Linked DNA regions of Homo sapiens: regions 1 and 2 are each linked to region 3. A link is a loop called in an ENCODE intact Hi-C map of the cell type or tissue named here. Cell type or tissue: K562. All regions are shown on one strand.

Region 1 (8,000 bases), 170 kb before region 3:
GATGGTATTTTATAGGTTATCTTTAGTAGTAGGAAAGTGTCTTTCCTCCCAAATGGCAGCATGAGCATAAAGAACTAAGAAAGCATACTTGGATTCTGTGTAAATGTTAGCTACCTTTCCCTTGCTTAATTCAAGTGTTCTTGTAAGAGCTATCAGTTCAGCTAGTTGAATGCTTGTGCCTGGGGAGAGGGGTGCACTTTCAATGTCATTCAGAGTGTACATTGCATATCCCACCTTACAGACTCCTTGTTCCACAAAGGAACTTCCATTTGTGAAGAGCGTCCCATCTGGATTTTCTAGGGAAGTTTCCCTGAGAGCTTCCCTGGCTGCATAGGTCTGTACCACAACTTGTTCACAGTCATGTTCAGGTTCCTCAGTTTCCTTGGGGAGGAAAGTGGCTGAGTTTAGGCAAGAGCAAGTTTTTAACTGGATTGTAGACCCTTCTAATATCAGAGCCTGATATTTAGGGAGTCAGCTTTCTGTTAGCCAAGGGCATCCCTTAGAGGACAGCAATCGTGCTACATTATGTGGGGTATAAACAGTTAAGCTATTTCCCAGGGTTAATTTGGTGGCCTCTGGTATCAGTAGGGCCACTTTGGCAATGGCTCAGAGGCATGATAGCCATTCTTTAGCCACCAAATCAAGTTCCTTACTTAGGGAGCCCACTGGCTGTTGAGCTGGTCCTCGGGCTTGAGTTAAAACTCCCAGGGCCATTCCCTTCCTTTCTGATACAAAAGATTGAAGACCCTCCCTATGGGAAGGCTGAGGACTGGTACCTTAAGTAAGGCTTGTTTTAACTAATTAAAGGCCTTTTGAGCTTCAGGTTCTCAGGTTAGGAAATGAGTTTTAGCCACTTGAGTTTCTTTCTTTTTTTTTTTTTTTTTTTTTTTTTTTTTGAGACGGAGTCTTGCTGTCACCCAGGCTGGAGCGCAGTGGCGTGATCTCAGCTCACTGCAACCTCCACCTCCCGGGTTCATGCGATTCTCCTGTCTCAGCCTCCTGGGTAGCTGGGAATACAGGCGTGTGCCACCATGCCCAGCTAATTTTTGTATTTTTAGTAGAGACGGGGTTTCACCATGTTGGCCAGGATGGTCTTGATCTCTTGACTTCATGATCCGCCCACCTCGGCCTCCCAAAGTGCTGGGATTACAGGTGTGAGCCACCGTGCCTGGCCTTGAGTTTTTTTTATGAGGTGATATAGGGGGTAAACTATCTCACCATACCAAGATGAGTTTGCAGAATCCTGTAATGCCCCCAAATCCTCTTAGTTGCTTGAAGGTTTTAGGGAGGGGGAAGGAGGAAATTGGCTTACTCCTTTCTTCCCCTAATGCTCTGGTCCCTTCAGACAACACTACACCCAGGTACTTCACTGAGGTTTGGCAAAGCTTGATGTTAGATTTTGAAACCTTATATCTTCTGTTGGCTAAGAAATTAAGAAGAGCTTCACTGCCTTCCTGAGATGCTTCCTCAGTTGGGGCACAAAACAGTATGTCATCTACATATGGCAAGACCCTGACCTGAGGATGGGAAAACTCAGAGAGGTCCTTTGACAGTACCTGTCCAAACAAGTGGGGACTGTCTCAAAATCCCTGAGGCAGCACTGTCCATGTTAACTGGGCATCTGGCCAGAGGGATCTTCGAAGGCAAACAGGTATTGAGAGTCAGGATGTAACGCTATATAGAAAAAGGCATCCTTTAGATCTAGGACTGAACCATTTAGTTCCCTCAGGTATTTGGGTTAGCAAAGTATAGGGATTAGGGACCACTGGATGAGTTGGAACTATGGCCTTATTAATGATGTGGAGGATCTGATCTAGTCTCCATTCTCCATTGGGTTTTTGCACTCCTAATATTGGGGTGTTGCAGGGGCTGCTACAAGGTTCGAGGAGGCCCTGCATTTTCAGGTTATTAATAATGGCTTCTAGCCCCTTCCTAGCCTTGGCTTTAGGGGATATTGTCTCTGGTTAAGAAAAGCAGTGGGATCCTTAAGATGGATCTGAACTGGCCTATTTTTCCTTGAGTTGCTCACCCTTCTGGATTAATAATAGCTTCCACCTGGGGGAAACAAAGAGTTTGTCTTGGGGCTATAAGGATGCTGGCCCCCATGCAAGCTAAAATGTCTCTGCCTAATGAAGGAGTGGTACTTTCAGGCATGAGTAAGAAGGCATGAGTAAATAATAGGTCCTCCCAACTACAACTAAGGGGTTGAGAAAAATATCAGGTTAGAACTTTACCTGAGATGCCCATCATGGTCATGCTATGGGAAAAGGGGATTAGGGAGAAGAGGGATGCTGGTTCCAATGTCTAGAAGAAGGTCCACCTTCCTTCCTTCCTTCAATTTTCAGAATCACCTGGGGCTCCTGTGCAGTAATGACAGTTTCAGCTGCTGGAGCCAGGGGTCTGAACCCCAGGACCCAACAGTCCTGTTGGACCATCTGTGAGACTGGTTCTGAACCCAGTGACCTCCATCTCCAGGGGCAGTCTGATCTCCAGTGGTCCCAACCACTGGCTGGACATGGTTGGGGTGGCTTCTACTTGCTGCCTGGGCACTCCTTCTTAAAGTGCCCTGACTTGCCACACTGGTAGCAACTAATGGATACACCTTGGGGATCCTGGACTTTGCAAGTTTGCAAAGCAGCTACTAGAGCCTCTGCCTTCTCTCGCGTTTCCTCTCTTTCTCCAGGGCCGCCTTCTGGTCCCTATTATGAAAGACCAAGGTAACCACCCTCAAGTGGTTTTTCAAGGTGCTATCTGGTCCTATAGCCTGCTTCTACAGTTTCCTTCTAATATTGGGAGCTGCCAGTATAATAAACTTGTCCTTGAGGGTTAGCTGTCCCTTGACTGAGTAGGGGATAAGGAGGTGTGTTTTATTAGTGCTTCTCTCAGCCTTTCCATAAAGGCTGCAGGATTCTCATCTGGCTTTTGGTTTATCTTGGACAGTTTAGAGTAATGAAGAGGTTTGGCTCTCCTAGTTCTTTATAGGCCCTCCAATATGCACATTAATAAGTGTTTCCTTTTCCATTCATTTGTGGAGTCATCAGGGTTCCAAATCAGGGTTGTCAAGAGGTACTGCCTCTCTTCTCTACTGGGAATGATGGTTCCCCTATCTCTTCACCTTCCCTATTTTCTCTTTTCCTTTTTGGCCTACTGTAAGAAACATACTGCTTGTCTCCAAATTTCTCTGATGCATGCAGAGCTGCCTGCTTTTCAGCTGCGGTTAGGGTTTGGCTTAGGAGCAGCATAACATCTCTCCATGAGAGGTCAAACACCTGAGTTAAATTTTGGAAAGCTTCTTTATACCTATCGGAGTCATCAGAAAATCAGCCTAAGTATCCCTTTATTTGCCTAAGGTCATGCAATGAGACAGGAACTTGAACCCTAGTGGCATCACCTCCATTGGTCATTTCCTGCAGGGGTAAGAGTGAAGCTGGGGGAGTGGGGAATTTTGGAGATAGTGGAACTAGAGGAGCTGATGGCACAGTTGGAGGGGGCCCTAAATAAGGGGGACAGGAAGAGCCGGGACACTCAATAGCTGCCTGAAGTTGCTTTTTTAGTTTTGGGGAATCATTACCTTTTGGATTGCCTGATATGACTGCTAAAAGAGCTTGGTTGATTGTCCAGTGCATGCAAAGGTCTAGTAAGAAGGCCATGCCCTTGTGCAAAAGCAGTTTCAGGATTAAAGGAGTCTCAGTGCTTCAGAATGCACTTGAGCGGGGTGCAGGCTAAAGATGGCTAGAAAGCTAGGGGAGACAAGGAGTCCCTTATTCCCCTCCTTCCTTTAGAATGGCCCAAGGTAGACAGGAAGACAATGGGAGCATCCCCCAACTGTTTTCCCTTCTTGGTTCCCTGAGCCTCGGCATCTGTTAAAAGGTGCTACTCTTGGATGCAGGCATGTCCCTCAGGCATGGATCTAGAGAAGCTAAGTGATGGATTTAGTCACACTCACCCATGCAACTCTAATCCTCCACTGGTGATTTCCCTTTGACTTCCTAACTTCTGTGATCTATGTGGCTACCTGATAGATGGCTCTTGGGAAAGACTATATAACAGTTGTATTTGCAAGGCCCTTTAATGGAGAGAGTGTACTGGGTTGAGCTCTATACTGCTATTATGGCCTGGACTAAAATATTTATTGTTAGGCAGTGGTTCTGGTTAACTTTAAGACATTACATCCCCTTACTATTTAAGTACCATTTTAATGAGAGGCAGAATAAGTGCCTTAAAAGAATGTAGGAACTGAATGGTGGTTTTCCTGCTGATGGGACAATATCAAAACTAAAATTTGGTTTTGGAGGGCATTTTCCTCCTCATTGTTGAGTTTTCCCATTCACAGAAGGAGCATAAAGCCTGGCCTCTAGTAGAGGAGTACAAAAGGGGAGGAGAATTGGAAAACTAGAGTGTTTAGGCAAAGGGCTGACAAGGTACCTCATGGAGAGGATTTCTATTCCACTAGGTGGTGCTGTAGACCTTGAAATACCATGTGATCTCCAGAGCAAGCGGGGAGAGAGATGCTCACTGCCAGGGAAAGGGAGATCCTTTCTATTCCTAGAAAATCACAAAAATGGCAATCCTTTGCATTATATTCCTGGTTACTATGGCATTTGCTGATGCTATCTAACAGGATTATTTCCCTGAAGTGTAAAAATTCCCACAGCATTTCATACAGAGAGGGGATAGGAGACATGGCAGTCGACAGGAAAGAAGGAAAAATGCAATAGGAAAAGCTTGGAGATCCTGTTACTGATGCTCAGTGGGCAGTCAGAGTCTGAGGTTAATCCAGAAGCCTTCGGGTAACACCTGGGTGTAGCCCTGGCCAGGAACTATCAGTTGCCTCTGGACCTCTTCCAGCCCCATGCAATAGCTAGGCTCTCCATGAAAGGAAACTGGTTTGAAACACAGTCAACATTCCCAGCACCCTGAGGGTACCGAGGGATTCACTAAGTTCTCCCGAGCAAGCCTGTTGTCTAAGTCTTGAGATGGGTGGCATTCCCTAAGGGCATCTAGGTGGCCATCAGACACCGAATGTTTTTGGTTTTATTTTAAAATGGAGGGCAGAAGGCCCCAAAATGAAAGTAAAGATTTGGGGTCTGCTCCTATACTCACCCTTCTGATGAATCTACCTTGGATCCCAGATGGGCCCCACAATGAAGTGGCCTCATTGTTGGGGGTGATACCCGAGGTTTGTTGTCTCATGGCTGAGGAAATCAAGGACCTGGGCACACAAAGAGTGAGGTTAAGAGTGGAAGTTTAATAGGTGAAAGAGAATAGCTTTCTGCTGGAGAGGGGGATCCCAGAGAAATGGCTTGTCAGATCTGTGGTTAAATGCAGGGGCTCTTATAGGTGCCTGATGAGGAGGCAGTATCTGATTTACATAGGGTGTGAAAGATTGGTTGGACCAGGTGTGCCATCTGCATAGGGTATGAAAAACTCATTAGAACTAGGTTTGTCATTTGCATAGGGCACAAAAAAATGGTCGCCCCCATACTAATCTTCTAATATGCAGGCAGGTCCTCTGCCTGGCCTGCACCATGTTGCCCATCCCTTTACTGTACACATATTAACAAAAAAAGAAAAGATGGAGCCTCCATGTTGGACATGCCTGGCTCCCAGGTAGCCCTTTTCTATTGGCACAACTGCTGGCATTCCCCCATGCAAACTTCCAGCTTGCTTATCTATGTTTTCAGCTCAGTTTTTCAGGCTGCTCTTTGTTAGAAAAAAATAATTTCTTGGGCTGCTTCTTGCTAAAAGGGAAGCTTTGCTGAGGACTCTTTTACCCTATCTGCCTAAATAATTTCTTTCTACCTCCTGTATCAGTATGTTGCCTCTTTGTTCTCCTTTAGTTTCAAAGAATATCTTGATTTCTCCCTTAATTTCATTATTTACCCAAAAGTCATTCAGGAGCAGGTTTATTTCAATGTAATTATATGGTTTTGAGCAATTTTCTTAGTATTTCTATTTTATGGTGCTGTGCTCCAAGAGTGTGGTTAGTATGATTTCATTTTTTTTTAAAATTGTACTGAGGATTGTTCTATATCTGATTGTGTGGTTGACTTTAGAATATGTGCCATGTGCAGCTGAGAAGAATGTATATTCTGTTGTTTTGGGGTGGAGTGTTCTGTAGATGTCAATTGGGTCCATATGGTCAAGTATTGAGTTCAGGTCATTAATATCTTTGTCAGTTTTCTGCCTCAATGATCTAATATTATTATTGGGGTATTCATGTCCTGCACAATTATCGTATGTTTATCCAAGTCTCTTTATATGTCTCTAAAAGCAACTTGCTTTTTGAATCTGGGTCTCCTCTGTTGGATGCATATATATTTAGGATAGTTCTTGTTGAATTGAGCTCTTTACCATTATATAATATCCTTCTTTGTCTTTTTTTTTTTAATCTTTGTTGGTTTAATGTCTGTTTTGTCTGAGTTTAGAATAATTTCAACAACCCCTGCTTTTTTTCTCTTTTCCATTTGCTTGGTAGATTTTTCTCCATCCGTTTGCTTTCAGCCTATGGGTGTCATCACATGTGAGATGGGTCTCTTGAAGACAGCATACCATCAGGTCTTGCTTCTTTATTCAACTGATCACTCTGTGCCATTTAGCTCATTTATATTCAAAGTTAATATTGATATGTGAGGATTTGTTCATTATTATGCAGACTTGTTCATGTGGTTGCTTTATAGTGTTAATGGTCTATTTACTTAAGTGTGTTTTTGTAGTGGCCGGTAACAGTCTTTTCTTTCCAAGTTTAGCACTCCCTTCAAGACCTCTTGTAAGGCATATCTGGTCGGATAGTAATGAAATCCCTTAGCATTTGCATGTCTGAAAAGGATCTTATTTCTCCTTCACTTACAAAGCTTAGCTTGGCTGGATATGAAATTCTTGGTTGGAAATTCTTTTCTTTAAGAATGTTGAGCCCAGCGCAGTGGCTCATACCTGTAATCCTAGCACTTTGGGAAGCTGAGGCAGGTGGATCACTTGAGGCCAGAAGTTCAAGAGCAGACTGGCCAATATGGTGAAACCCTGTCTCTACTAAAAATACAAAAAATTAGGTGCGGTGACGCATGCTTGTAATCCCAGTTACTTGGGAGACTGAGGTATGAGAATCACTTGAACCTGGGAGGCGGAGGTTGCAGTGAACCAAGATCGCACCATTGTACTCCAGCCTGGATGACGGGAGCAAGACTCTGTCTCAGAAAAAAAAAAAAAAAAAAAGATTGACTATAGGCCCCCATTCTCCTCTGGTTTGTGCTGAAAGGTCTGCTGTTTGTTAGTTGATGGGTTTTTTTTTGTAGGTGACCTGTCCTTTCTCTCTAGCTGCCTTTAACATTTCTATCATTTTGACCTTGGAGAATCCAATTACTATGTTTCTTGGGGATGGTCTTCTTGTGTAGTATTTCACAGGGGTTCTCTGCATTTCCTGAATTTGAATGTTGGCCTCTATAGCAAAGTTGGGGAAATTGTCATGCATGATAACCTGAAATGTGTTTTCCAAATTGCTTGCTTTCTCTCCTTGCATTTCAGGGATACCAATGAGTCATATTTTTGGTCTCTTTACATAATCCCATATTTCTCAGAGGTTTTGCTCATTCTTCCTTACTATTTTTTTATTTTGGTCTGACTGAGTTATTTTGAAGAGCCAGTCTTTCAGCTCTGAGTCTTTCCTCAGCTTGGTTGATTCTGCTGTTAACATTGCAGTTGTATTCTGAAATTCTTAAAGTGAGCTTTTCAGCTGTATCAGCTCACTTTGCTTCTTTCTTAACATGGCCATTTCATCTTTCATCTCCCATATTATTTTATTTATTCCTTAGATTCCTTGTATTGGGTTTCAACTTTCTCCTGAATGTCAGTGATCTCCATTCCCATCCATATTCTGAATTCCATTTCTGTCATTTCAACCTGTTTAAGAACCATTGCTGGAGAACTAGTGTGGTCATTTGGAGGTAAAAAGACACTCTGGCTTTTTGATTTGCCAGAGTTCTTGTCTGGTTCTTTCTCATCTG
Region 2 (8,000 bases), 550 kb before region 3:
TACTAACATAGTTTATGGTGAGAGACTTAATACGTTTCCTCTAAAATTGGGAACAAGGCAAGGATGACTACTCTCACCACTCCTATTTGACATTATACTAGACGTCCTAGCCAGTGCAATAAGACAAGAAAAAGGGAGAAAAGGCCTACTGATTATAAAGAAGAAATAAAATAAGGCCAGGCACAGAGGCTAAATAACTGTAATCCCAGCACTTTGGGAAGCCAAGGCAGGAGGATCACTTCAGCCCAGGAGTTTGAGACCAACCTGGGCAAGATGGCAAGACCCCATCACTACAAAAACATTTAAAAATTAGTCAGGCACCGTGGTGCATGCCTGTAATTCTAGCTACTTGGGAGGCTGAGGTGGGAGGATCCCTCAAGCCCAAGAGTTAGAGGTGGCAGTGAGCTATGATTGCACCACTGCATTGCAGCCTGGCAACAAAGAGAGACCCCCGTCTCTAAAAAAAGAAAATGAAAATGGTTTCTATTCACAGACATCTTGATTATCTACATTAAAAATCCTAAGAAATCTGCAAAAAAATAGCTACTAGAAATAATAACTGAGTTTAGATAGATTGCAGGAAACATGATTAACACACAAAAATCCACTGTACTTCTGTAGAGTAACATGCAACAACTGAAATAGAAATTTAAAAGATGATGCCATTTATAACAGCACCCGAAACTGAAATACTCAGATACAAACCTAACAAAATATGTGCACAATCTCTATGCTGAAAAGTAAAAAGTACTGATGAAAGAAATCAAATAGGCCCAAATAAACTGAGAGCTATACCATGTTCACAGCTAAGAAGATTCAATATTGTTATGTCAATCTTCCTCAAAGTGACAGTAGATTCAATACAATACAAATCAAGACCTCTGTAGGATTTTCTTTTAAAGACATAGAGAAACTGATTCCAAATTTATATAGAAAGGTAAAAAATCTAGAATAGCCAAGCAATTTTTATAAAGAAGAACAAAGTTGAAGGACTCTACTATCTGGTCTGAAGACTTACTAGAAAGCTACAGTAATCAAGACAGTGTGGCAGTGGTGAAAGAATAGACACCTATATCAATGGAACAGAACTGGGAATTCAGAAATAGACCTGCACATAGGTGGTCAATTGATTTTCAACGAAGGCACAAAGGAAATTCAGTTGTTGTTTTCAACAAATGGTTTCGGCAAAGATGGAGAGGGACTAGAACTCTCATACACTGCTAGTGGAAATGCAAAATGGTACAGACACTTTGGAAAACAATGTGGAAGTTTCTTATAATAAATTTGAACATACTCACTATAATATTCAGCAGTTCCACTCTTCAAAGAAAAAGTGGCTGGGTGCAGTAGCTGATGCCTATAATCCAAGCACTTTGGGAGGCCAAAGTGGGAGGATTGCTTGAGCCTAGGAGTTTAAGACCAGCCTAAGCAATATGGTGAGGCCCTGTCTCTACAAAAAAGGAAAAAATTGGCCAGGCATGGTGGTGTATGCCTGTGATCCCAGCTACTCAGGAGACTGAAGAAAGAGGATCGCTTGAGCCCAGGAGTTCAAAGCTGCAGTGAGCTGTGTTTGTACCACCGTACTCCAGCCTGGGCAACAGAGAGAAATCTTTTCTCAAAAGATAAAATAAAATAAAGAAAGAAATAAAAAGTGACATTCCTTCAAAAACCTGTACATGAATGTTTACAGTGGCTATATTCATAGTTGTCAAAAACTGGAAACCACCCAAATGCTCTTCAGCTATTGAATGGATAAATGATTGTACAACCATATGATGGAATACTACGCAGCAATAAAAATGAACAAACTATAATGATACCTACAACATGGATGAGTTTCTACTGCATTATGCTAAGTGAAAGAAGTCAGATTTAAAAGGACAAACATGTATGATTCTACTTATATGACACTGTGTCAAAGGTAAAACGATGGAGACAGAAAACAAAGCAGTAGTTGCCAATGGCTGGACTTGGGGGGAGGGCTGCTATGAAGAGGGATTTTGGGGGGCAATGGAACACTCTATATCTTAATTGTCAAAACTCATAGAACTGTATGCCAAAAAGAGTGGACTTTGTATAAATTTCAATAAAAAGAAATGGAGCAATTTACAGCTCACAACTGCAAACGATATTTACTGGGCATGTACCATTTGTTGGGGCTTCTGCTGGCCCTGAAGACACTAAGATTAAATGAGACAATCCTGGCTGGGTGCAGTGGCTCATTCCTGTAATCCCAGCACTTTGGGAGGCGGAGGTGGGCGGATCACTTGAGGCCAGGAGTTCGAGACCAGCCTTGCCAACAAGGTGAAACCCTGTCTCTACTAAAAATACAAAAATTAGCTGGGCATGGTGGTGGGCGCCTGTAATCCCAGCTACTCTGGAAGCTGAGTCATGAGAATCTCTTAAATCGGGGAGGTGGAGGTTCCAGTGAGCCGAGATTGCGCCACTGCACTCCAGCCTGGGCGATAGAGCGAGACTCAGTCTCAGAAAAAAAAAAAAAAAAAAAAAAAAAAGACAATCCCTTCAGTCAAATTGCTTACAGATTAATTGGGGGATAAGGCATGATGCTAAAGGTTTGGAATTGCTGATGAGGAGTATTGCAGAGGGGGCCTGTTGTGTAGTCACAGCGTGCCATGAGAGCACCTAAGGAGAGGTCTCACATTTAGCCAGAGTGGCCAAGATGAGAAATAGGCAGCTTCCAAGAGGACGAAATGCTTGAACTGAGTTTTTGTTTTTTGTTATTTGTTTTTTGTTTTTTGAGACGGAGTCTCACTCTGTAGCCCAGGATGGAGTGCAGTGGCACAATCTCTGCTCACTGCAACCTCCACCTCCCGGGTTCAAGTGATTCTTCTGCTGAGTAGCTGGGACTACAGGCACACACCCACCATGCCCAGCCAATTTTTGTATTTTTAGTAGAGTCGGGGTTTCACCATGTTGGCCAGGCTGGTCTCGAACTCCTGACCTTAGATGATCCGCTCACCTCGGCCTCCCAAAGTGCTGGGATTACAGGTGTGAGCCACCCCACCTGGTCTTGAACTGAGTTTTTAAGGGTAAAAAGGGAATTAGGTAGGCAAGGAGGGGCTACAGACCTTCCAGGTAGAAGAAACAGCACACAGGGAGGCTCAGGGTGAGACAAGCTGGGGCCTTCAGGCAACTATAACCACATTGGAGTGACAAGAGTGAAGGGAGCTGGAAAAGCTGGCAGGAGATTTGATTAGTGGGTGGAAGTTACAGATAATCAGTTAAAAAAAAAAAAAAGCTTTTTGTTTGTTTGTTTGTTTGTTTGTTTTTTGTAGAGATGAGTTCTTGCTATATCGCCTAGCCTGGTCTCCAACACCTGTCCTCTGATCCTTCTGCTTCAGTCTCCCAAAGTGTTGGGATTACATGTGTGAGCCACTCACTGCACCTGGCCTCAAAGATCTTTGTTTTTATCCAGAAGACAGTGGGACAGGTTTTAGGCAGAGTAAGGAGAGGGATCAGATTCACGCATTTTCACTGCAGTGTGGGCTGCAGTGTGGGACCAGAGAGGGGGGCTGCAGGCTGGGGGAACAGGGAGGAAGCTGGGGCAGGGATGCAGATGAGAGAAGTCCAAGCTGCGACCAGGTGGGGAATGAGTCTAAGGACAGTGTGGGGAGGTGTAGGAGTAGAGTGGCCAGAACTTGCCTTCCACCTGATGTTTGAGTATTTGGTCTCAGCACCTTTGTGCTCGCTGCTGCTTCTGCCTGGATTAACTTTTCCTAGATTCTCTGCATAGCTTGTTCCTTCCCATTCTTCAGGGTAGGTCGCCCTCAGAGGGGTCTTTCATGACTTACCCCACTCAAAGGAGACCTCTCCTTGTCACTCACTCTCACATTACCCTGCTTATTTCCCTCATAAGTATCGTGCTTGTTTATGGTCTAAATAAGAAGAGGGCTCTGGAGCAGAGCCTGAGTTCTAAGCCTAACTTGGCCTCTTATTAGGAGTGTGATCTTGAGCAAATTATTCATCTCTACGTGCCTTAGTTTCCTCATTTGTGAAGTAGGAATAAGAATAACTGCTTCACAGAATTGTCATCAGGACAAGATGGATTAATATATATAAAGTACCTAGAACAATCTCTGGCACATAGTAAATTCTGTATGTGTTAGTTTTTACTATTACTGTTTTATAAGGACAGAGATCTTATTGGTTTTCTTTCTTTTCTTTTTCTTTTTTCTTTTTTTGAGATGGGGTCTCACTCTGCTGCCCAGGCTGGGGTGCAGTGGCATGATCTCGGCTCACTGCAACCTCCACCTCCCAGGCTCATGCAATCCTCCCGTCTCAGCCTCCTAAGTAGGTGGGATTACAGGAGGGCGCCCCTGCGCCCAGCTATTTTTTGCATTTTTTGTAGAGACCGGGGTCTCGCCATGTTGCCCTAGGCTGGTCTCAAACTCCTGAGGTCAAGCAATCCGCCGGCCTCGACCTCCCGAAGTGCTGGGATTAGAGGCCTGAGCCACCACACCCGGCTCTAGTTTTCTTTAAAATTGTATCCTCATCTTCCTAGCACAGTGCTTGGCACACAGCAGGCACTTACATACTTGTTGGATTGTTGACTGAACGAAGAAAGGCACTTTCCCATCTCCACCAGCAGATGACGCATGTATACCAAGAAAAGTTAAAGCTGACTCGGCTCCCACACGGATCGGCCAATAGATGTCGCTGCAGCTCCCTGTGGGGAGGAACCAAGACTAAGCCAGTAGCAGGGGCTGCCCAAACAGAGCCCTGGACAAAGATCCCAAACGCAGGGCCAGAAGTTGTAATTGTATTAAAAAGCCAAAGTTAGCCAGGCGCGGTGGCTCATGCCTGTAATCCCAGCACTTTATGAGGTTGAGACGGGAGGACTGCTTGAGCCCAGCAGTACAAGGTTACAGTGAGCTATGATAACGCCACTGCATTCCCAGCCTGGGTGACAGAGGCCGACCTCATAAATAAATAAACAAATAAATCAGTGCCAAAGTTAAGAGGCTAAGACTAAATTGTGTTTTGCATGACCACATATTCTAAAACTGCATTTTCTTTCTGCTCGCTCACTTTGTAGACAACGGAGTCAGCCATCCTGGGATCTTATATAATCGAAACCCCAGTTTAATGATGGGGGGGTTGTGGGAGTCAAAGGAAGCACCCATTCAACGTGCAGAGGGGTAGGCCACAGAGTCCTGCGTGATGCTTCTTCCTCTGTGTTTTGTATTTCTGTGGGGGCAGGGGCTGGGAGAGCGTTCACAAATCTCTGTGCACCCTGACTGGGGACTTAAAGTGACTGGGTCTGGCCTCTGTCCTGTGGGAGCTTCTGGTCTGGTGCAGACAAGAGGCAAGGAAACCAGTCCGTAGAAAGAAAGCTCTGGGTGGTACAGCAGTAGGAGAAAGACAGCGGGGTCATAAAGACTGGGGGACTCCTGGGCTGTCTTGAGTGCTCCCTGTGTTGGGGAAGGCATCCTAGACAGAGGGTACTGTGTGAGCAAAGGCACAGGGCATGGAAGAGCTGGGCCCTATTACTAACATCCCCATAGTTTGGTGCAGCTGGAAAATAGGGTTCAAAGAAGGGGAGTGTATTCGTTATTTATTGCTGGTAGATTTGCTGGTCTTGTCTAGCAGTCTAGTACTTTTTCTTTTCTCTCCAGGTCTTGTCAAAAGTCATTGAAGTCCAGGGCCCAGCATCTTGGTACAGTCCTAGTTCTTCTTCTTCTTCTTCTTTTTTTTTGAGACAGACTTTTGCTCTTGTTGCTCAGGCTAGAGTGCAATGGCACAATCTCGGCTCACTGCAACCTCCCCTCCAGGGTTCAAGCGATTCTCTTGCCTCAGCCTCCCGAGTGGGCATGTGCCACCACGCCCAGCTAATTTTTTGTATTTTTAGTAAAGACGGGGTTTCACCATGTTGGTCAGGCTGGTCTTGAACTCCGGACCTCAGGTGATCCACCCACCTCGGCCTCCCAAAATGCTAGGATTACAGGCGTGAGCCACTGCACCCAGCCAGTCCTAGTTTATTCTTGCTCCAATGTAATGATTAATAGTGGCCCCTTTCACTCCCGAGTTTGCCAGCTTGGATGATCCCCTAAGTTAGGGGCCTCCCTGGGATCCCTGTGCTTCCATGATCACAGTGTCCTGTGTGTGTGGTCACCATCTTGATCGAGAACAGGAGCAGGATCTGGTTCATCCAGGTGAGCCTCATGCTCAGATGATAGAAGCTCAGGAAGAATGAGTTTAATGCCTGGGACCTCAGAGCCTGGAGGTCCAGACAAGCCCCTTTCTCCTCTCAGGGAGGGGAGACATAACTCCCAGCAGGGCCGCTGCCTGCAAGATGCTGGCATGGGGCTCCTGAGGCCTGTCCGGAGCCGCTGACAGAGGCTGAAGAGTCCTTCCAACCCTCTACGGCTCACTTTCTTATTTTCATCTTCAGGCTACCTCAGGCTTGGGACTGGCTCCTGGATGCACTGACAGGGTGGAGATAGCAAGTTAGGAGGCGGGGTGGCTCTGCCAGACGCTCAGACCCAGGGCAGAGCAGGGGTAGCCCTGGGGCATCCTGGGCTCGGGATCTGCTCCTGACAATCTGTGTGACCTGGACGAGCTCCTGCATACTCTTGGCCTCAGTTTCCCCACCCATCCAATGAAGGGTTAGTTGAGGGTCTGCATGGGCCTGGCCAGCTCCTGGCAAATCGCCCTGTGACAGTGCTGAGGGAAGCAGGTGGGGGTGGTGAGGCAGGGGTGAAGGGTGGAGGGGGGACTCAGAAGGCAGCCAAGTGTATTATTAGCACAGGAATATTAACTGCCCCCGTCACTTCTCCCAGTCTGGGAAAGGCCATACCCATAAATTAGGGCCGAGAGTCTGCCAGGCAGCGGCTTAATGAAGAAGGAGATGGACTTCAGGGAGAGCAGGCAGTGCCTTTAGAGGTCACAAGTCCAGCCCCAGCCTGGACAGAAGGAACCCGGAGCCAGAGGCAGGCAGGGGTGTCCGAGGCCACAGTGTCAGGCTGGGCCAGGAAGGCAGGGGCTGGTTCTGCTGTGGTCACTGCTGAATCCCCAGACCCTGGCACATAGTAGGGTCTCAACTGGTATTTCTGGCTAAGGACTAGGTGACATGACAAGTCAGGTGCTGAGTTCAGACTCAAACCCAGTCCTCTCGACTCTAGCTAGGTCCTCCCTGGTTCCCAGCCCAGGTCTGAGGGTGTGAGTAGGTGAGGGGGCTTGGAAGCAAAAGGCTTCTCAAGGAGACGTCTTTGAAAGGCAATTTCACAGTGTTTTTGAGGTCACAGAACCTGGGAAGTCTGCCACATTTCTCCAGGTGTGCAGCTGGCTTCACATCTCCCACGTTTCTGACAGTCATACACACCTGTCCTCTCCTCTCCTGTTCTTTACCATGCCTGCTCCTTAAGGGGACATCCTAGAGGTAGATTTCTTCCTCTGTCATTTGGCTTCTGCAGGCAGGCCCCAGGCCTCTGGGCCTCTGCTCACCTCACACTCCAACAGCACTCCCAGTGTGTGATCAGAGGAGGAGGCTGGCCATTTAGTGGGGTCCTGGCACTTCTGAGAAAGAGTCTGGAGTGGATGGTGTCAGGGAGTCTGGGCAGGGCCAGTCGGCTGCTCCATCTCACTTTTTACTGCAAGGCTTCTCCGGGCTCCCCTCCCCTTCCCTTCTCTCACTGCCCTCATCTGGCCATGGTGTTGGTTTGATTCCTCTCTGTGTCTCCAGTGCCCAGCATGAGGCCAGGCACAAAAAGGATGGGCAGAAGGAAGGAACAACCAGGCTTTACAAGCAGGAGGCACAGTGCAGTTGCCTGTGCCCCCATCACACCTCTCTACCTTCCTGACTCTTCCTTCAAGGGCAGAGGTCCCTCTAGCGCTTCCCAGTGGAGAATGTGGTGAATGTAGTAGATCCATTCTACCCCATACGCATCCTCCTACCTACCCCCAGCCATTGCTGGCCTTCAATCCTCAGGCTAATGAGATCTTCCTGCCTCCAGACCTTTGCAGAAGTTGGTACTTCTGAT
Region 3 (8,000 bases):
CACCCAGGCAAGGCCTTCTCAGGTGGGGGCCTGAGACCTGAGAGCTGAGGGTACCACAGGACCTAAGCCATTCCCTCCACTTTCCTTCCTGTCCTCTTCCTAGGAGGCAGTGCGTAAGTGAAACCCACCCAGGCTGAGTTCCAGGCTCTGATCAGCTACTTACTGACGGGCTGGGTGACTGGAGCAAGCATTAGGAGACTGAGCTGTTTGATTCCCTCTTGCCTTTATTCCACTCAACACACATCTCCCAGGAGTGTCCTATCTGCCTGAGCCCGTGCTGGGGCCTGGGACAGTTTCCACTCTGGGAGCTCTTGTGAGCTCAGGCTCTGGGCCATCGGAGAACTGATGCAGGGACTGTACCAGGCAGGAATGGGCTCTAGAAGAAGGAATGTGTGTGGCTCCAGGTCAGCGAGGGAGGTAATAGGCTCTGGTCCCTGCCCCAAGCCCACTTGCTCCTCTCCTGTGGCCGGGAGCTGCCCAGTCCCCAAACTCTGAGCTGTCCTCGCCACACTCCTATTGCTGTCACTGACAGCCCTCTCAAGACCTGGTCTGGAGGGACAGGGTCTGGGGGTTTTGGATCCCAGGGGTTCAGGAAAGAGAGCCTAAGCTTCAGAGACCCTTTGTCTCTGGATGGGGCCTGCTCTTGGTCTTCACGCCCCATGGGATTCTGGGGCCTGCCTGATGCCATCTTCAGAGGGCCATCCCCTTGTCCAGCCACCAACTAAATCTCCGCAAAGGAGAACTGCCTGCCGTGCATCCTCACTGCATGCTCACCTTCTGTTTCCCAAATATGAAGTTCTCCCTGATCAGTTACGTCTGTCAGATCAAGACCTCAGCACCCTCTGCCCACCCCAACCCCAAGGCCCCTGGCTCTGACAAGGCCCAAGAAGGGCTTCGTGGAGGCCAGATTTCCAAATCACTATCCTCTGAGAGTTTTCAAAGATCGAACTGTCTGAAAACATCTTAGACCTCATCCAGATCTTTCTATCCCTGGTCTCTACCTTCTCTTCTCTGGGAAGTCATGCTGGGGTCTCCCCACAGCCTCTTGCTGCAGCCTGTCTTGCTGTTCTGGCTCCAGCTGGGGCCTGCTATGCTCAGTCAGTGACTTTCATCCTTCCTGCCATTTGCAGAGACATCCTCAGGATCCATGTTCCAGTGATGCTGGGAGAAAGAGAGGCCCGGGCACCCCAGCCCCCACTGGCCTCAGCGCCCCTCTGAGCTTCATCCCTCGCCACTTCAGACCCAAGGGAGCAGGCAGCACAACTGTCAAGATCGTCCTGAAGGAGAAACATAAGAAAGGTGGGGACTGGACCCTCCTCCAATCTGTGAGGCAGGGAAGGGGGGCCCTGACTGCTCCCACCTCCCACCCCCAACCCCCTGAACCCTCTCCTCAGCAGTTCCCTAATTCCAACTTGGCCATGAGCTTGTAGACTCGGAGAACGCCAAAACTGAATGAGGGTGCTCTTAAAGATCATCAGGTTCAAACCCCCATTTGACAGATGAGGACACTGAGGTTCAGAGTATTGAGTAAGAGACAACTAGTTCTGGAACAGTACAAGATTTTTTTTAGCATCTACCGAGTCTTTGCTGGGAAGAGGGGCAGACAGAACAGATAGATGGGAAATGGAAAATGGTCTCTGCCCTTGAGGGGCTCATAGACTAGTTGGGAAGACAGACAAGTAAATAAATGACTTTAATATAAGGAAGTGTGCTGAGGGACAGTTTTTGACAAAGGAAGGAGGGAGCAGAGCGAGGCTGCAGGAGGACAGTGGGGATGAAGTAGAGAAGGTGGCCAGATGGGCAGCCATGGCCACAGAAGGGGAGAAAAGAGACCTCCTTGCAGGGTGCCCTGATGGCTGGAGAAGGAAGAGCTATGGGGCTACTGAGTCCTGGCCCTGCCTTGTTCAGATGGGACACTGAGGCAGAGGGGGGAAAGGGACCTGCCAGGGCTCACATGACCAGGTGATGACGAAAGTTGACCTCAGTTCTCCTACCACAAGATCAGCACTCTCCTTGCTCCCGCAGAAGTGCCCTGAAGGGTGAGGGAGGACTCTTCATCTTCAGTAAGTTCCTTCTGGGCCCATCTCAGCTCTGAGTGCTGCAGTGGGCAGTGTCAGGGAGAGGGGACAGGTTTTATACCCTGGCCTATGCTTTGCAGGCAGTGTGGCTAGGCAGGACTGGTAAAGTGAGGGCTCCCCAAGGGCCCACCCCACCCGCTGCTGGACCAGAGGCCCTGGCCAGGTCTGAGGCCCTGATCCTCCTTCCTTCTCACCCTCCTTATTCAGCCTGTGTGCATGGCGGGAAGACGTACTCCCACGGGGAGGTGTGGCACCCGGCCTTCCGTGCCTTCGGCCCCTTGCCCTGCATCCTATGCACCTGTGAGGATGGCCGCCAGGACTGCCAGCGTGTGACCTGTCCCACCGAGTACCCCTGCCGTCACCCCGAGAAAGTGGCTGGGAAGTGCTGCAAGATTTGCCCAGGTACACAGGGGCACTGGGAGCAAGGAGGGCGCTGGCCAGAGTGAGCCCTGGGTCTCTCTCCCCAGGGCCACAGACACTTGGAGCATCTCAGACATGGAAGGGCATGCATCGGTGCCACAGGATGCAGGGCATGTCAGACACACAGGAGTGGAAAATGTCAGATGAAAATATTAAATGGATAGAACCATGCGGTGTCAGGATAATAGATTCAGAGGTTGTTAACATAGAATCAGTAATGTTCCGGATTCCATGAAGTCACAACATTTTAGAATATTAGAGCTTTGAAGAGGTACAGCCAACGTTTATTGAACACTTCATGAGCTTCTTGTCTCTCCAGAGGACAAAGCAGACCCTGGCCACAGTGAGATCAGTTCTACCAGGTGTCCCAAGGCACCGGGCCGGGTCCTCGTCCACACATCGGTATCCCCAAGCCCAGACAACCTGCGTCGCTTTGCCCTGGAACACGAGGCCTCGGACTTGGTGGAGATCTACCTCTGGAAGCTGGTAAAAGGTGAGTGCTGGCCCACTCCCAGTGGGGTGTACCTCTGGCCAGTCCCCCTTCCCGTGCCCCAGACCCCACAGGGGCCTTAGGGACGTTTTGCTGATCAGGTGCCTCTGGCTGCCCCGCCAGGTTTAAGAGCCCCTGATTCCAAGATGCAGGAAGATAGTGAGCCTGACTGGTTCTCTACAATTCTGATAAGCTCCTCCTGCTAATGCCAAGGCTCGATAGTGCTCCCTCTCCTGGGGGGAAGGCGCTGTTGCACCTTGTGAGGAGCCAGGCAGGGAGAAATAGACAGATGTCTAATGGCAGGATTTTAGCACTGGGAGCGGGGGTCTTCTCAGGCAGGAGGGCCCTCACAGCATCCTCAGAGTAGGAGGGCCTGGAGGCTGGCTGTGTTCAGCCTTTTTAAGGTGGTGGATCTTATCACTCCCAGGTAAGTGGACATCAGAACCACAGTTCTCATTCTGTGAGAAACCCACCCTCTTCAACAATCTGCTGCTATCACCAACTGAAGGTCAAGAGGAGTTTTTTCTACTTTTTTTTTTTTTTTGAGACAGGGTCTCAGTCACCCAGGCTGGAGTGCAGTGGCATGATCTCGGCTCCACTGCAACCTCATTCTCCTGGGCTCAAACGATCCTCCCATCTCAGCCTCCTGAGTAGCTGGGACCACAGTTATGAGCCACCACGCCCAGCTAATTTTTGTATTTTTTTTGTAGAGATGGGGTTTTGCCATGTTGCCCAGGCTAGTCTGGAACTCCTGGACTCAAGCAATCCTCCGGCATCAGCCTCCCAAAGTGCTGGGATTACAGGCGTGAGCCACGACACCCAGCAGGTTTTCATCGATAAGGAAATTGCTGAAAGTTCAGTTTCGTGGCCTTTCTTGTAAAACATAAGTCCTCTGGGTAGAGTGAACTGTTAAGCCATGATCCAAATTAAACTCTTTTAAGTGTGAATTAGCTCTAAAGTTCCTTTCCTCTACTGATGGTTTTGGCTGGCGGGGTGGGGGTGGAAGAGGGAATGATGATAAGAAAAATGACAATGATAATAATAACCAATGTGTGTAGCACTTTGGAGTTTACAAAGTGCTTTCACATTCACTATCTCATTTGATCCTCAACGATCCTGAGAGTTAGATATTATTATCCCCATTTTACAGATGAGGAAACTGAGGCTCAGAGAGGTGAAGTACCTGGCCCAAGGCCACACAGCCAGTAAGTGGAGGACGGGAGCTAGAGCCCATGTCTTGTGGCGTCAGATGCGGCTCTTTCCCTGCTCTACTCTGCCCCCTGTCGTAGGAGGAATGGACGAAGAAAGTGGAGCTGTTCAGCCTGGAGAAGAGAAGACTCAGGGGGACAGGACTGCTGGCTTCGTGGCTCTGAAGGGCTGTCCCAGGCAGAGGGAGCAGCTGTGTTCTGAGTGACCGCAAGAGTCAAACAACAAGCAGGGGCTTTGGGTTCGAATCCTAACTCTGCCAGTTTGAATCCAGACTCTGCTATATCTTAGCTGTGTGGCCTTGGGCAGTCACATGATCTCTCTGGGCCTCAGTTTTCTCTTCTGTAGAGTGGGGAAGAGGGTTTTTAGAGGATTAAATGACATGACATCGGTGCAGCCCCTGACATACACGAGGCACTAAAAATATCAGTCTTCTCATTCCACCATATCAGGTTGGTGAGAAATGCAGAGAGGCAGCTTTCAGCTCCAAGAGAAGAAGAACTTTGTCACACTTAGAGGCTTCTGCCAGTGGAAGGGAGGGAGCAAGCTCCACTTACGAGAAGCGTGCAAGCAGGGGCTGGTGGGGATTCCGTCTGCAGCTGGGGAGTTAGATTCAGTAACCCTTAAAATTTTTTGAGCCTTAAGATTCCATCAGTCCCAGCTGGGCCTGGTGGCTCACACCTGTAATCCCAGCACTTTGGGAGGCCAAGGTGGGCGATCGCTTGAGCCCAGGAGTTTGAGACCAGCCTGGCCAACATGGTGAAACCCCATCTTTACTAAAAATACAAAAATTAGCCAGGCATAGTGGTGGGCGCCTGTAATCCCAGCTACTCAGGAGGCTGAGGAAGGAGAATCACTTGAGCCCAGGAGGTTGCAGTGAGCTAAGATCGTGCCACTGCACTCCAGCCTGGGTGACAGAGTGAGACTCCGTCTCAAAAAAAAAAAAATAATAATAATAATAATAATAAAAAAAAGATTCCATCAGTCCCTGGGCAGGTTTTGGCCACATGTTTACTCTGGGCCTCTCTCTCTCCGCTGCCCCCAACTAAGTGCCGGGACATGGAGCATAATAGGCCCCAGCCTCTGTCCTTAGGAGGCTTAGTGACCTGGGTGCAGTGGAGCTTATTGGGAGCTGAGCTGGTCAGGGAAGGCTTCGTGAAGGATGGGCCTCAATGATGTAAAGAGCCAATGAACAGATAGTGTCACTAAAAATTAAAATAAGTAAGTAAATAAATAAAGAGGCAAAAAGGGTACACTGCAGCCAGGATGACAGTGAGAGCCTCAAACGCTGGCTCCAGAGCTCACGCCCATATGCCCTGTGCTCTGTGATTGGTGTGTAGCAGGCACTATGTATAATGTATCTCATTTAATCCTCTTAAGAAACCTAAGGGGCACGTATTAATGCCCCCATTTTGCAGGTAAGAAAACTGAGTCTGAGAGGTCAAATGACTTACTCAAAGTCACACAGTTTAAGCAGTAAAGCAAAGATTCAAATCCAGCTCTGACTGTCCCCAGTGCCACCTCCACAGAGGTGACCTCGTGCTTTTAGGGAGGATGGCCAAGGTGTGCCAGGATGGCACAGTGGGGGCATAGCTCATGGCCAATCTCATTGTCACCAGGCCCAGCAGAAAAGGAAAAACAACTTCACAATGCCAGGCCCTGCCATCCTGTCACTAGCAAACCGCACCCCATCTCCTCACCCTGTGGGTTGCCTAAATGCCCCATCAGCCTCCCTGTTCCCTCCCTGTCCCAGACCGTGGGAGTTAAAACAAACACTACCCAGGGTTGATTGTCAGTGGGAACCACTCACTGTTTCCCCAGTCCAAGGAACGGAAACAAAGTGAGCAGGCAGATGCTAGGTGAGGCCACACCACGAGGGGCCAGCCCCAGACACAGGAATCTAACCAGATAGTTGGCTTAGGGTTAAGGGCCTTTTAGATTCTAAAGTTTCACAGTAGAAAGGATGTCGGGGTCTCAATTCCAAGCCCTGTCTAGGAAGGAAGCCCCCCTGCAGCCTCCTGATGGCTTGATGGTATCTGGCACCTGACTGTACATACCCCCACTCCTACTCCAGATAGGTGACACACTTCCAACACTGTGAATTGCTCAGCCCAAAGGGCATCTGACTTCACACTGAGCTGAGCCTATCCTGTGTCCCTGGACTTGCCCATTGGTGCCAGCTCTGCTTTGAGGATCCACAGAGCCTACCTGCCCTCAGACCTGCCACAGCCCTTCAAAGGGCAAGAGGCACAACCATGACCCTCAGGCTAGCTCTTGATTCCAGGCCAGAGACCCAGTCCTTTCAATTATGCTTTAATGCTTTACAGACCACAGTGTGGGAACCCGCCCTCATCCCTGCCACCTTCTCTCCAATTTTTCTGTAACTCGGGAGCATGCAGTGGCAGGCCTGTGCCGAAGGACCCATCCCCATCTCATCTCATGCTTGTTGCCTGCCGCTATGATATAATCCCTGGGCCTTTGGAGTTTCTTCCATATCCTGGTCCTTGGCATCTGGGCTGGGGGGGTCCATGGACAGTGCTGGACATTTCCTGATTCCTGGAACTCAGTCCCAGGATTAGGGTTTTCTGTTCCCCTTGGCGGTAATCCCACGCTGATTCCCATAAGCAGGGCCAGTTCTTGGTCTTCTTAAAGGCAGTGCTGGCCTAGCAGAGGCCTTGCTGGTTGCATCTGTTCTTTCTGGCCAGAGACCTTGGTGGGTAACAGCTGGTGCAGCCTCACAGCCCATGTGCTCAGGGCCTCAGAGCCATGTGTGGTGCCAGTGGCCAGCACCCCATGAGATGCAAACATCAGGGGATCCAGCTAATACCTCATTCCCCCTTGGGGCCTGGCCTAGACTGGGTATGTGGGGTGTGTGTGTGTGTGTGTGTGTGTGTGTGTGTGTGTGTGTGTGTGTATTTGTTCATCTATCTATCCATCCATCCATCCATCCATCCATCCAGGGATTCATTCATTCTACATGCCAAATGTGGGCCAGGCTCAAGGGACCCAGAGAGGAGAGCCCTCTGGGAGTCCCCAGTCTGGTAGAGGAAGCAGGAGTAGACACAATGAGAGCACATTAGAAACAGGCACAATCACAGATGGAAGCCAGGTGCTGTGGGTGCCCCAAGGAGGAATTGCCTCGGGTGGATTAGGGAAGACTTCCCAGCTAAGGCTTGGAGCACAGGTAGGAGTTCATTTGGTGCTAATAGTAGAAGTCGTGGCCAGGTGCAGTGGCTCACGCCTGTAATCCCAGCTTGTGCTTTGGGAGGCCAAGGCAGGTGGATCATTTGAGGTCAGGAGTTTAGCATGGCTTACATGCTAAAACCCAGTCTCTACTAAAAATACAAAAAAAAAAAAAAATTAGCCAGGTGTGGTGGCGGGCACCTGTAATCCAAGCTACTCAGGAGGCTGAGGCAGGAGAATCGCTTGAACCCGGGAGGCAGAAGTTGCAGTGAGCTGAGATCATACCATTGTACTTCAGCCTGGGCAACAAGAGTGAAACTCCGTCAAAAAAAAAAAAAAAGAAAAAAAAGTAGAAATAGAAGGCAATAGTAGAAGATATTCCAGCAGAGGGAACGGCATTTGAAAAGGCTTGGCCTCCTCAGGGGACGTCAAGTACTTGGTTAGGGCTAGGGCACAGGCAAGCCACTGTAACTCTGCCACTTGCTAGTTCTTTGGTATCTGAATAAACACACCTATTGATTTTTATCATATGTTCTATGCCCTGAGAAAAGCGTGACCAGTTCACATGAGCCAGCCAACCTTCCTTCCTCCCTTCCTGCCCTCCTTTCCTTTTTCCCTCCTTC

The links. A loop is a pair of places that touch in the nucleus more often than their neighbours do. Peaks named below come from ENCODE experiments on the same cell type or tissue, not always from the same donor. Only the 100,000 strongest peaks of a DNase experiment are listed, where the experiment ranks them.
Region 1: it touches region 3 in a loop (11-fold over the local background); 11 of 110 quality-filtered maps call a loop at or near these places.
Region 2: a loop joins it to region 3, with 3 times the contacts of the local background. A loop is called at or near these places in 4 of 110 quality-filtered maps.

The regions. Positions count from the first base shown.
Region 1 is chr11:74,867,130-74,875,129 of GRCh38, reverse strand. The region is part of intron 10 of XRRA1 (X-ray radiation resistance associated 1); the gene reads left to right. Among named protein-coding and RNA genes, the nearest start is that of XRRA1, 78 kb to the left of the region's middle. In K562, a CTCF peak has its summit at 4,442 (motif pointing right); a DNase peak (open chromatin) is centred at 4,469.
Region 2 is chr11:75,245,473-75,253,472 of GRCh38, reverse strand. No RefSeq gene overlaps it. Among named protein-coding and RNA genes, the nearest start is that of TPBGL, 8.7 kb to the right of the region's middle. In K562, CTCF peaks have their summits at 4,637 (motif pointing right) and 7,861; DNase peaks (open chromatin) are centred at 4,672 and 7,882.
Region 3 is chr11:74,697,785-74,705,784 of GRCh38, reverse strand. CHRDL2 (chordin like 2) reads left to right here. Exons shown (of 11, transcript NM_001278473.3): 7 at 1,131-1,299; 8 at 2,286-2,480; 9 at 2,818-2,991. It overlaps LOC124902713, which reads left to right and starts at 4,204. Exons shown (of 2, transcript XM_047427990.1): 1 at 4,204-7,115; 2 at 7,117-7,480. The coding sequence starts at 6,961. The coding sequence ends at 7,441. It overlaps LOC124902714 (a long non-coding RNA gene), which reads right to left and starts at 1,136. Exons shown (of 2, transcript XR_007062777.1): 1 at 1,002-1,136; 2 at 207-376. RefSeq lists enhancers at 5,625-6,125, 7,962-8,000. In K562, CTCF peaks have their summits at 3,224 (motif pointing left) and 4,273; DNase peaks (open chromatin) are centred at 3,214 and 4,254.